2 separate regions of the Homo sapiens genome follow, and region 1 is linked to region 2. The links are chromatin contacts, found by Hi-C or POLR2A ChIA-PET in ENCODE. All regions are on one chromosome and are shown on one strand. The core of a region is the stretch at or near the end of the contact, and the rest is flanking DNA. Distances in the headings are between cores, read along the strand shown. Region 1 holds the start of SMARCA5 (SNF2 related chromatin remodeling ATPase 5). Region 2 holds the start of INPP4B (inositol polyphosphate-4-phosphatase type II B).

The links. A loop is a pair of places that touch in the nucleus more often than their neighbours do. ChIA-PET counts read pairs that join two places held with the same protein, here RNA polymerase II (POLR2A). Pooled maps may share reads with other maps.
Region 1: a map of naive thymus-derived CD4-positive, alpha-beta T cell shows a loop between it and region 2 (4-fold over the local background). The contact joins the promoter of SMARCA5 here to the promoter of INPP4B in region 2. A Hi-C loop is called at or near these places in 1 of 168 maps with a recorded cell type or tissue (naive thymus-derived CD4-positive, alpha-beta T cell) and 5 of 50 pooled maps. POLR2A ChIA-PET finds 5 or more read pairs at or near these places in 2 of 52 experiments (HEK293T and Panc1).

What each region holds. Positions count from the first base shown.
Region 1 is chr4:143,509,906-143,516,684 of GRCh38, reverse strand. SMARCA5 (SNF2 related chromatin remodeling ATPase 5) reads right to left here and starts at 2,983. Exons shown (of 24, transcript NM_003601.4): 1 at 2,584-2,983. The coding sequence starts at 2,760. It overlaps SMARCA5-AS1 (SMARCA5 antisense RNA 1), which reads left to right and starts at 1,848. Exons shown (of 2, transcript NR_104027.1): 1 at 1,848-2,240; 2 at 2,460-3,213. RefSeq lists enhancers at 2,363-2,482, 2,543-2,602, 2,893-3,262, 3,293-3,362, 3,393-3,482 and 1 more.
Region 2 is chr4:142,843,864-142,850,268 of GRCh38, reverse strand. It overlaps INPP4B (inositol polyphosphate-4-phosphatase type II B), which reads left to right and starts at 3,968. Exons shown (of 26, transcript NM_001101669.3): 1 at 3,968-4,060. All of the region lies in intron 3 of USP38-DT (USP38 divergent transcript), which reads left to right. RefSeq lists an enhancer at 2,625-3,211.

The DNA of each region.
Region 1 (6,779 bases), core at 1,734-4,233, 670 kb before region 2:
ATATATGCTATAATAAAACTATCTGTGACCAAAAAGTTGTGGGGAGGAGATCTGGTACGGTACTGGAATAGAAGGTAAAATGACCTTAAGTCAAGTCTAACTTCATTGTTAAGACCCTTGGCACTTGTGTGACCCTATGTTCATCATAAATCTCTGGTCTACATATGTAAGTGACAAAGCCACCTACCCAGTCCAGTTTACAAAATTCCAAAATGCCATGAAATGCAACCTACAAAAATAAAATGTGCTTCAGGCATCTTGACATCACATTATTGGTATACAGGTGACTATTTAATCAATCTAGTCAATAGAGATGAGGATGAACACAGAAGAGTTCCACACTGCCAAAAGGATAACTAAAAAACAAGTGCTCCATTGACCTATTAGTATCAAGCAAAAAGAAAAAAAGTAACTGAATACATAGGAAGGCTATTTCTGGGAAAATCAGCTTTGTCACCAAAAAAAAAAAAAAAAAAAAATTCATGAATGCTGGGTTTACTCTGTTTAGAAAAACACCTTAGATCATACTTCCAAACAAGAAAAAGTCATTTATAAAATATTCATTTTCCAAGTGCAAAACAGATTAAGTTGTGACATATATATTAAGCATGTGTGCTCAAACTTAGTTTATATCATGAATTGCAGTAATTCTGAATTTTGTTAAACAGGAAACTGACATTTTAAAAGACAAAAAAAAAAATCACACTATAATGTCAACCAAAAAAAAAATGTGTCAGTGATAAGATGGATAAAAAAATAAAATTCCTAATATTTCTATACTAGGAAGGTAAAAATAACAATGTTATTCAATAAATTGAACCGCCAAATATGTTTTTTTTGGTAAGAACATGGCAGAGCAAGATGGGTGGGAAACGGCTCACTTTTAAAGGCAGATCCGAGTTTTATTACAGGTTCTACCTAGTAGAACTCAATTTCCCCATCTGGCAAATGAAAATATCACTAATTTAATACGGTAGTGATAACATCTATACTCACGTTTGAACTTAAAATCAATTTTCATTTAAAATAGCAACTTCAAGTCAAAAATGTTGACTTGCTTTAGGCTTAAAATTACTCTGCATTCAGATATTAATAAGACCTCTGGTGAAACATTCATTTTTCCAAAGTTTGGATGGCAGACCCCTTTGAGAAGCTGAGGAAAAACTATAAACAATTTTTGTAGAGAACTGCACATTTACACATAATTGCTTTGTGTCAAACCCCTTAAGCCTTGGAACAGAAATCCAAGTTAAAGAGCCCTAGTAACCCAAAAGAACCATTTCCTTAAGGAAAAAAAAGCAACACTGAATATATTTTAATTTGGAAGTAATCTTATCTTAATCACTCAAAACTACAGGAACTATCAGGAGTTCCTATGTCACTAAACCTACCCTCACCACTAAAAGTTCTTTAAATGATTACTAACATTAATGTTACTTAACCCCAGCTACCCAAATATAACTACTGTGCCAAAAGCCTCAATGGTAAATTACGCTACCATTTTCTTACTGTATAATGATTCTGCATCAAGACTCATCTTCGGAGCAGTATTACTTTCATTCTGTCTAAGGATAGGAAAATCCCAGAAATCTTTGGGCTCCGACTCACAAAATATCTCAAAACAGGTCGAAGGCCAAGAAAATAAAAATTGGAAGGAGCAATTACTTTGTTCCCAGATGCAAAGCCTGGAAGCATATCCAATTTACCCGCCTGGCAGCTTCCCCCATCTTTCCAGCCCCCTCAGTACTGTCAGCATCCCCTGCCCAACCCAAACCCATAAGTCTCGGCAGCGAGTGGTACTAATTTTTTTTTTTCTTAAGGCCAGAGGCCAAAAAGAGAAAAGTGCCGGACTGAGAGCCAACCAACTGCGCCTGGTTCTCTAATTCATTCCTACACTTATTCATCCCCCCTAAATTAGACGGGGGATCCGAGACAGCTGCTGCTGCCTTGGTTGCTTCCCTTCCAGTGGAATAGTGCCTGGGAGGGGCCTTCTCTCCCTTCACAGAAGCAGCTGCGCCCCGCTTATCCCCACTGCGCACTCGGCCATCCAGCTCTCGCCATTGTTTCTGCCCACAACAGATACCGCCCCTGCAAGGACCGGGAAGAAGAAAAGGAGGCCCAAGTCCTCGGACGCGCTGCTTTTAAATGCCTCCTTCACCCCGCCCGTGCATCCCGCTCCTAAGGGGTCATCTCCTCGCCCTTCCCCGAAGTTTGGTGGAAACTAAAAACCACATTCAGAGGTAGGAGAGGGAATTATGGGAGTCTAGTGGGAAAAAAACGATGGGTCCCCCGGGCCACGGTAACCAAGAACATCTGTTCACTGAGAGCGTTCAAATATTTGTCAGGATTCACGAAAGAGACAAATAATTTAAATGTGAGGAGCCAGAAATCCATTTTGCTTAGCTCGAATAGGGTAAGAACAAGGGAGCAAGAGTGAGAGCATCATTTCGTATCCACAGGGTGTGAAGCTGAGTCTGGTGCAGAGAGAGAAACCCGGCTCTGCGTCCGATCGCCACGATCCGGCGAGGGAGCCAGCTCCTCCTCCCCGCTGCACCCGCTCCCCATGCCGCAAGTCGCCCTCACCTCCATCTCGGCGTCTGCGGGACCAGCGCTGGCCGCAGACGCAACCGCCTGCGCCGCGACGCCTTCGGGGCCGCCTTTGTTGCTGCTGTTGCTCCCGCCGCTGGCGATCGAGGCTGCGGGCTTGGAAGGCGCGCTCTCGGGAGGCGGGGGTGGCGGAGGCTCGGCCGCGGACGACATGATGTTCCGTCTGCGTCACCCGCTGCTGCCAGAGGCCCGAGTCCGGCGGGGATGGACGGGGAGGCCTAGGCCTGGATGCTACGTCGCAATAAACTGGTGGAGGAGCGAGACTCCCACCCGAGCGCTCCCCTGCGCCGCGCCTCCGCGACGGGCCTGAGCCGGGCCCAGGAGCTGCACACTCCCAAACGTTCTGCTCTTCCGCGGGGCTCTAGGTTCCACCGGCGCTTACCTCACGGCGGGAATCACGTCGACGAGGGTGGGCGGGGCCAGACGGGTCACTGAGGTCAAGGAAGGCCGGCTGATTTAGAGAAGGGCGGAGGGTTGGGGGAAGGGAAAAGGAAAACGAAAGAGAGACTGAGGCTGGGAAAACGCTTCGCCGCCTCCTCCTCTTCCTCTGGAAGATAACATCTATCTCGCCAGCATCCAGGACGACGACCTACGCCACCGACTTTCAACACTCGCGAGATTCCTTATTGGCTCACTGACTGGGTCCTGAGCGCGCATGCGCATACTGCCCTCCTCACCCTTGGCCCGCCCTCTTCCAGATCTCTAGCCGGCTCGGGAGAGAAGAGTGGGCGGGACCTCCAGGGAGCGCTCGGAGGTGTAGGTTTGTGCGCCTGCTGCTTGGCAGGACGCGAGCTCAGTGTTTTAGGCTTTCGTAACGGCTCACGGTTCTCGCTGTGTCTTCTGTGCCTGACAGGGGTTGGCGGCACTACCGGAAAACTTGTCTGGGTTTTGCGCTGCCCATTCAAACTTGGAAGTCTTGTGTCTGGCCCCAAAACTTCTGCCGTATCCGCTTAGAGGCGTGACGCCACAGCCTTGACGACGTTATGGTTACCCCAAGTGAAGTCTCACGGTTTTTTGTTGTTAGAAAAAAAAAAAAAGTCCGTTAGTGTGATTTTTTTCTTTTTTCTTTTTTTTTTTTTTTGCCTTCTCATGTTAGCTGCGTCGGTTATTTCTAAATACCCTCCTTAGGCACAGAGTTAAATGATATTTCTTCTGAATTTATATGCCAAAGTTAAGCAAATAACGTGCACACTACCATGGAAGTGAGAAACACGAATAATCAATATATGGGGAAGATAGGTGGTGCGATGTAATCTTTTCCCCAAGCATCAAACATGAAAATTAAAACGTACATTCTCCTTAAGTGTTAACAAATATTCAGCACTGATTTTGTATACTGCCTTAGGCAGCCTTCAATGCAGCTTAAGGGCCTTGTGCATTCATCGCCTACAAAATTTAAATACATTGTAGTCTGTTTGATAACGAATCTGCATACTACAGTAGATTACCTGCCCAGTACAGGGTCTTTTTTATCTTTTTTTATTCCTCATATTCAGTATTCTCTAAATGTTTGTTGAGTAAAGGAGACACATTTTTCGAGAGTTGAGGTTTGAGCTAACTGGTTATGTTGAATTCCAAACAGAAGGGATCCCCTTTGAATATATAGCCTGCAAATTTTTTAACTAATGGAATGATAATTCTTAAATGGACATCTGGAAAAATGTCCCCACTCCACTAGAAATGCTAGTTCTTAGACTATAAGGAAATGTCTAAGGATATATGCAAAGATGAATACCTACAATGATGTTCATCATAGTCTTCATATATGACTGCAAAAAGCTAACAACAGTAGGCTGAATCCAGTATTAAAAGTTAGGTGTTTAAAACTGTCATACACCCAGAAAATGAACTATTAACCTTTAACAACCATTAATGTAGAATAATGGTTGTTTTGTGTTGTTTTGTTTTCAGACAGTTTCTGTCGCCCAGGCTGCAGTGCGGTGGCATGATCTCAGCTCACTGCAATCTCCAACTCCCAGGTTCAAAGGATTCTCATGACTTAGCCTCCGGAGTAGCTGGAATTACAGGCGTGCACCACCACGCCTGGCTAATTTTTGTATTTTCAGTAGAGACAGGGTTTTGCTGTTTTGGCCAGGCTAGTCTCAAACTCCTGGTCTCAAGTGATCTGCTCGCCTAGGCCTCCTAAAGTGCTGGGGTTACAGGCGTGAGCCACCGCACCTAGCCAAAGAATGTTAATTTATAAAGTGTTAACTGAAAAATTTGGTTTAACAGTTCAAAAATGTAGATAAAAGTTGGAAGCATATTTACAAAAGTATTGAAACTGATCGTTGCTGGTTTTTTGTTTTTGTTTGTTTGTTTGTTTGTTTTTTGACAGTGGCTTGCCCTGTCTCCTAGGCTGCAGTGCAGTGTCACAGTCGTGACTCACTGCAGCCTCAGCCTCCTGGGGTCCAGCAATTCTCCCACCTCAGCCTCCCAAGTAGCTGGGACTACAGGTGCATGCCACCAAGCCCAGCTAATTTTTGTATTTTTTGGGTGTAGACAGGGATCGCCATGTTGCCCATACTGGTCCTGAACAACAATTAGGGCTCAAGCCATCTACCTGCCTCAGTCTCTTAAAGTGATGGGATTACAGGTGACAGCCACTGTGCCAGGCTGCCGAATTTGCCTATTATTGTATTAAGAAAACTTTTTTTAAAAAAATTTCAGCTTTACTGAGGTATAATTCACAAAATTGTATATATTTAAGGCATACAATGTGATGTTTTGATATATAAACACGTTGTGAAATGATTACCGCAATCAAGCTAATAAGCATATACATCACCTCTTATATTTACTGCCTGCCAGCATGGTGAGAACATTTAAGATTTACTCTCAACAAATTTCAACTATGCAAACAGTATTATTAACAATAGTTACCATGCTGTGCATTACATCTCCAGAAATTATTCATCTTGTATAACCAAAACTTTGTATCCTTTGACCAACATCTCCCCATTTTTAGAAAGCTTATTTTTAATTTTAAAAAATGTTCTTTCACCGAAAAAAAATTATGTGGAAGGGTAAGAAAGTGGTGTCTAGGGTGGAACCTGACACATACTTAATAAATACTTGATGAATAATATTTTTATATTTACATTAAATAGACTAAAACATTAATTTAGCATTCGAAATGTTTCTTCACTTTTTATAGTCTTAGGTAGAAATCTTGGGTCTTGGTCTGGAAACCCTAAAGTTATATGTAGGTATATAAATGAAAGGATCTTAAGTCTGATAACTATTTAAGGAAAGCAATAAATAGCAAGGAAAACAATGCACATAAATAAATAAAAATTGCCTCCAAAATGGCGATTGTCTTTTAACATGTGCATTTACATGTGAGTTTCTCATATGATCATATGAAAGCTGTATTAGAATCATTCGGGGGAAAATTATAGAGAAAAGATGGAAACTAGCAAGAGGACACAGAATGCTCGAACTCAGTTATCTAGCATAAGTGACAGAGAAAAAGATTTTTGGCAGAGTTTAGAACCAGAAAGGAAAAGCAGAGAAGAGCTACAGAAAAGACATGAAGCCTAGAAACAGCTACAGGGACATTAGCTGTGTTCCTCAGGCAGATAGCAATACTAATATGGTGGCCAAATCACAAAATCCTGCTAAAAGGCTAAAACTAGCAGCTAGTTGTTGAATTGATCACATAATACAGAATTCATGTGTTGGTAAAAGAGTGGGTTGGGGAGCAGGCAAGCCTAGATTCCAGTGCAGGCTCTGGAACTTAGTAGCTGTGTGAATGCAGACAAGTTATCTAACCTCTTTGAAATCAATTTTCTCATCTTTTTATTATTATATTTTCCTAGCTTTATTTTGAGATAATATTATGATGTCATAAAAATTAAATGAGACAGTATAAGGTACATGATACAGTGCCTGACATATAGTGAGTTCTGGGTTCAAGTGTTAGTCTTATCCTTGAGAATCATAAGCCTAAGGTTTAGAGTCTAGTTGAAAGAAGAGGAACCAAAGAAGGAGGAGGGTAAGGGGTTTGGTAGCAAGAAAACACCAGAAAGGATTAGAGCTTTAGTCGTATTCCCAGCAACAGAATGCTACAGTGTAAAATAATGTTAGTGTTCTATCTCCAATATGTATATACATAGTTTACACCTAAAATTTCCTCTGTTAGATTTAATGTGCTAGAACAGCAAGTACAGTAC
Region 2 (6,405 bases), core at 2,719-5,218:
ATGTTAAGATTCACCACCCTATTATATTTGAAATGTGACTCATTTTCAAATATATGATTTACATACAATTTTACAAATATAACCACTATGCAAAGCGCAAGAGCCACGAATATTTATTTTCAATCAATGTAAAATTCTAGCACACTCATTTGTTTTATTTTAAAAATCTCTTATTTAATTTGCCATGAAAAAAGAAGCTAAAGTAAACTGTCTGTGAAAAACTTGATTTCTTTCTCATACTCACCCAGCCCCATGCCGAGAGATCATAAAATCATACTGCTACTTATACTGGGAACAGCTATCTTCGAGCACTACCAACAGTAAGAGGCATTCCATCTTATTCAATATTCAAACATGCATATGCATTAATACACCATAGACATTATTGCTTTTTTAATATTTCTTTTTCCTACTTTCTTTTGTCTTTTGTGTCAATGTTGATGAAACAACCAGGAATAGGAGATAGTAGTGGTCAGGAATGACCTGTATTCCTTCCCTCATTTTGGGAATTTTCATCCTTTTTCTTCTTCTTCAGCCTCCCACTATAATCTACCTAATTACTACAGTAGGTATGAAAATGTCACTTGATTACCATCCCTGGCCAAGGTTGTTGGCTGGGGTTTGGTAGCTGGAAGAATCACAGTACTTGGAGAATTTGGAACTGGTTCACAAGTTATAAAGTTTAAGAGTCGTTAGCCACCATGCAATTTAGTGCACACCAGAGAAGCAGAGAGTGAGACAATGTATGTGGGGAGAGAGAGAAAGAGGGAGAGAGATACAGAATGGGACAGTTAATGTAGTGGGGGAAAAGAGACAGAGAAAGTTCTAATGGCCTGTCTGTTTCCAGTCATTCCTAGTGCCCAGTTGCATTCTTGTTTTGGGGTTCCATGGGGCAGCCAAGTATCTTTACAATAATTTATCCTTTTTACTTTAGTTCTTATTTCTAACAACATCCCCCTTAATTTAAATACACACAGACATACACACACAATATACACACAAGAGATGATGCTAATGTATACATAACAAAGTTTCTGTAATTTTTAAGTTTTTAAAAATTGAGATGAAAACAAGGACTTACTTTACAAGTTATTGTTAACATAACTGAGTAAGCATTAAAAAACCTATATGATGCTTGGTGCTATATTCTAGAAGAGATTTTGAATAGTGAAGGATCATAAAAGTAGATATGATGTCATATTAATCTCACCTGAGATAAAAATCTAGAGGAACAATGAATCTATGGAGAGAGTGTAGGCTGCTTCACTGCAAAGGCGAGTGTGACACCAACCCTGTAGATCCTGGCTTGATTTTATTGCTTTAGACAGCAAGGTAACTACAGGGAATCACCTTTGACTTCTGGCCCTACAAAGATATTTCAAAAGGAAATGAAAAATATTTTGTCCTTCATTGGCAAATGGAGTTATGTTTTGGGGGTACAAGTCAGCAAAAGTTCAAGGTTTGTAAAAGTGAATGCTGAATGAGTTTATTAAACCACGGAAGCATCTGAATCCTCCAGGCTTATTCAAGGAAAAAGCCACCAAATAACTAAAAAAGGTAAATATCAGGATGATTGATGGATTTTTAAAAATGCCTTGTGGTACATGCATCTGATGGCATCCTGATTCATATTCTCTCTTTTCTGAGAATTCAAACTTCCTACGTGATGTACACAAGTAAGTCACATATTCTTCAGCCGCCCTGTAAAAGGACTTTGTCAGCATGGTCCATGTCTGGACTTTAATTATAATAGGGTCCTCTAAGCATCTCACTTTAAACGTCCATTTCCATAGAATCAGTAACTGCATTTATTTTACAACTCAGTCTTTTAGGAGGTATGGTTTGGTATTTCTGGCATTGCTGCTGTAGTCTTCATAAACACACACACGCACAGACACACACACACACACACTCTTCCACTTAGAGGACAGATATGTTAACCATATTTCCAATTTAGTAGCAAAGCTCTGACATCCTAATGTCCTGATATTATTTCAATCTCTCTCTATTGTGAGAAAAATCAGAAACTGCCCAGTGAGAAAGTTGTATCATCTTTCCAGCAGATCTCTATGAACACGGCTTACCCATTGCTTGGAGATGGGTGTGTTCAGTGCTGCCCCATGGAGGAGAAATCTAACTGTGTGAAGGCTTCTCAAAGCTGATCCACATCTTGACAGGGATTATTTGTTCCTCACTCTCCTATCTCTCTGCATTCAGCTCACTTGGGGTAGAGGCTGAGCATAGGAGAAAAAGCTTGAAGAGAAGCAAAAGGAAGGGCTTCGGGGGCGCCAAGCAGTTTCTGGCCTATAGTGTTTATTATTTGATTCTATAAACATTTATTGAAACTACAGAATATTAGGTATTGTCCCAAGCTCTGGGAGCAGAGTGATGAAAAAAATAAATGAAACGAACAAACAACTCCCCCCACCAAACAAAACAAAACAAAACAAAACAAAACAAACCCAAAGTCCCTGTCCTCATTGGCAAGGCTTATAATGTGGTGGTCAAAGGTTTGAGGAGTGAAAGGATGCCTAGATGCGGGCAGTGACAGCAGGGGTGACAGCTGGGGGTACATACAGCTTCCTGGTTTGTGAAACTGTTAAGCCCCGACTTAACCCAAATTGATTTCACTGTCCTGACTTTGAGATTCCAGTCTTTTTGCATGGCAAATGTAACACTTGTGTACAAGCATTCGTACACTGCTTTACTTAAAATGTGATTTTAAAGCGCCCTCAGGGAGAAGGGCTGGGGTGTCTTGATGGGCTGGCTCTGGGCACCTTTACCTTTGAACGGCTCCATCAAAACCTTTCCGAGAGAGCCGCCAGGTGGCACCTGTAAAGCGCAGATGGGGAGAGTCATTTGCCCCACACCCTACACAGCCCGGAATAACCAGGGTGCGTGCTTTCCCCTGTGGGCTTGTTAGGGGCTAGGAAGTGGGGGAGTTTTAGTCTCCGTCCAGACTGCTTGCTTACATACCCCGTTTTCCTGATACCCCAACACATTCAGGGCGGATTTGTCCCCACGCACCCGGGATATCAAAGGCATGTCATACGCTAGTTGGGAGCATCTCGGCCTCAGTCACCCGCCGCGACGTGGGAACTGGCGGTGGGTGGCCGAGGGCTGCTCTAAGCTGGTCTCCTCAGCCCGACCTCTGCCCGGGGCAAGGGGGAGGAGGGGCAAGAGACAGGGGTCCCAGCGCGGCTGCAGACTGGGGTCCAGCAGGCGTGAATGGATGCCTAGACGCAGGCAGTGACAGCAGGGATCCCAAGCCCCTTCCAAAAACCCTCGGTCTAGGGACTGCGCTGCCATAGGCCGGGGTCTGGGGCGCTTTCTTCCTCCCGCGGGTTCTTTCTCTGTGGTTTCTCCTGCCCCCGCAGCAGCGTGGCGGCCTCGGGTCCCCCCTCGTCGCGGTAGCGGTGATCCCACAGCCCAGTCTGGGTGGGCGACCCAGCGGGCAGAGGGGCCGCAGAAAGGGGTCGGGGTACGGGGTGTGAGCACACGGAGCCAGCGTGGTAATTTCGGGGTGGGCAGCCGGGCCACCATCTCCGCTCTATCAGTAGCGGGAAGCGAGCAGCGCCAGTTGCGCGACTGTCGCTGCCACGGCCGCCTCTACTCGGTCGCTGGTGACATTGGGAGGAGACCGCTTGGAGAGAGCAGAGGAGGAGGAAGAGGAGCGGGGAGGGTGGGGGTTGGGGTGGAAGAAAGTAGCAATTGTGCCAGGGGGCGTGTGAGCAGCCGGAGAGCCAGCCGCGCTGGTGACAACTTCTCTGGGGCGCGCGCGGGGCTGGTAGGCGAGGAGCGAGCAGGGAGCGCGGCCGAAGCCAGAGGCTGGGGGAGCTGCTGGAGCCTCGCGAAGCCGCGGCCGGCGCCCTGCGCCGTCGCCGCCGCCTGCTAGTTTCCTCCGGGTTCTCAGCCCCGGGTACTGAGGCTTCGGTCTATAAATAGCAGGTTACAGCTCCTCCTGGGCGCGCACACGCTCACACGCTCGCAAGCGAACGCAGGAAAGTCAGGCTAAAAGTGTCTGCTGCTGCTGCCGCCCCCCACTCCGCCTCCGGGAGAGGTAATTACCCGCCTGGGATCCTAGGGCTCGGTGGGGGAATTTTGCAGGGTGGGGTGGTTGATGGTGGGTAATCCGGGAGGCGAGGGAGCGTGTCTGAGAGCGTGGCGGCACGTCTTGGAGGGGGGAGCCTGTCTGTTTTGCATCAAGTTTCTCCGTCTTGCAGCCTCCATCACCCCTCCAGCTCTTTAGCTTAAAGGGTGGGGTGGGCTGTCTCTCCTCGGCTGCTGGGGTACCCCTGTCACCGCGCCTACCCTCTCGCCGAGCGCCCCTCTGCCCGGCGCGCGCGCGTTTTCGCATTCTCACTCACACACGCACACTCTCCGGGCCCCCGTGGAACTCTGAGCTCTGGCCTCGCTGACCTTCCAAGGCTGCGCCCACCTGCGCTGTCCCTGAGAGACGCTGAGGTTGGCCCGGGCACTCGCTCTCACTTCCAATCCTGATGATCGCAAGCTGCCGCCGCCGCCGCCGCCGCCGCCGCCGGCCTGGGAAGAAGTCCTTAAGGAATAGAGGCAGTGGTGGGGAGTGAGGGTGACTGATGTTGGTGGTCCCGGTTGCCTTGTTTTTTGTTTTAAAAATAAAGAGCCCATCTCCTTGACCACCTTCATCCCACCCTCAACAACTCATTCTGGCAGAGAAGCCTGGCATGTCTTCTCTCGGCCATCAGGCAGCATCTCTTGTCCTTCCCCAAAGAGGTCTCGCTGAGAGGTTAGGGCCTTGGCGCAAGAGTGCCTGGGTTTGGACGGGGGAGGTCATTGTTTCGGGTCTGAGAACTATGCTGCAGGCTCCTCAAGCTCTCTGGCGCTCAGGCAGGGCCCAGGGCCGGGGAATGTCTGGGAGCCTGGTTCCTGAATGTAGTTTCAGGCTGGTAGCTGATATGAAGATGAGGATGCTAGAACCACATATACCTGTTTTTCCCCCTCCCCACGCTTCTGAATTCTCCCTTCCTTGGGGGCAGTAGTTTCTGCTCCTGGGGAGTCGGTGGAGAGGGGCCCAGCAGTTTCTCTTTGGGGACAAGAGGGTGAGGAAGCACATATTGATTAGGTTGTTGCTGCTGCTGCACAAAACTTACTGGAAAAACCCGGTAGGGTTTTCTATTACTCTTGTTTTAAGGATGTAAATTTACTCCTTTTCCTCTTTTATCTTCTCCCTAACCAGAACTAGTTTTCCTTTCTCTTTCTGGAATGTTATTTGAGGTCATTATATTTTATGACTCCAGATGTTACATTTTGCATATCTCCTTCCTGTCAGTATGACAGACAGAACTTGTTTATAAAGGTGTGGCTCTGTAAGTAAAAGCCTAAAGACAGAGGATAAATTCATCTTCTCTCTCTCAAGATGAGCTCCAGATAGTTCTTTTATAGGTGTACAACTACATTTCAAAGACCTTGCTTGAAAAAGGACTTTTCTTAATGAGTTCTGGACCAGAAATGGTAGTAATCTGACTCAATGATAAAGCAGCGCATAAGGTGCAAGGAATCATCAACAGGGCAGCTGGCTGATGATGTGTAAGAAGTTGAGTAAAGCAAGGACTGGGCAAGTGGGCATTGTCAGTTCACATACTATGCACAGAAATGCATCCTCTCCTTTACGCATTGATGCACATACATGCATTATGTGTTCCTTTGTGATATAATCCTGTAAAGCATTGATAGGAAATGATCAATAGTTTTGTGAAAGGTACATGGGCATTGAAGGTTGAACCTCGTGAATTTGTAGTAATGTAAAATGCTATTGCAAAATGGATTGCTTTTTCAGTGTATTTCCTTAAAATGTGATGTAGAAGATTGTCCTTGAAAGGTTATGAAATGTGTGTGTGAAGATAGGCTAAATGCTCAGTGACATTAAGAAACATGTTTGCAGATTGAAATACTGCTCTTATTCTAGGAGAGTATTCTCTTTGATTAAGCAAATCAATATTTATTTGTGATAAAATAATGATCACTATGATGTGCATATTTATAACTCAAATTTGCTTTTGACTCTTTATAAAGTGTAAGAACAACCAGATAGACCATTTAGTCTTGTCCCTCTATTTAAAGTAGCATGCAGTCAAAGGTATAGGCAGAAAATACTTTTAAAATGTTGTGTTTGAGCTTCAGTTTGGGGCTGCAAATTGAATGACTTCATGTCTCATAAGATTTTTGTCAAAATACTAAATCGCTCTACTATCATAGACCATCAGTTAAACTTGATTATAAAATAATGCTATTATATTTTAGTTGTGTGAAATGGAAAATCATTAAGCTTAGGGAAAAGCCAGATATTTGTTCTAAATTGTGCAAATTGAAAGTAATTAATTCCTTTCTGAAACCTTGGAGCATCTTCTAGTATAAGTACTATAAATC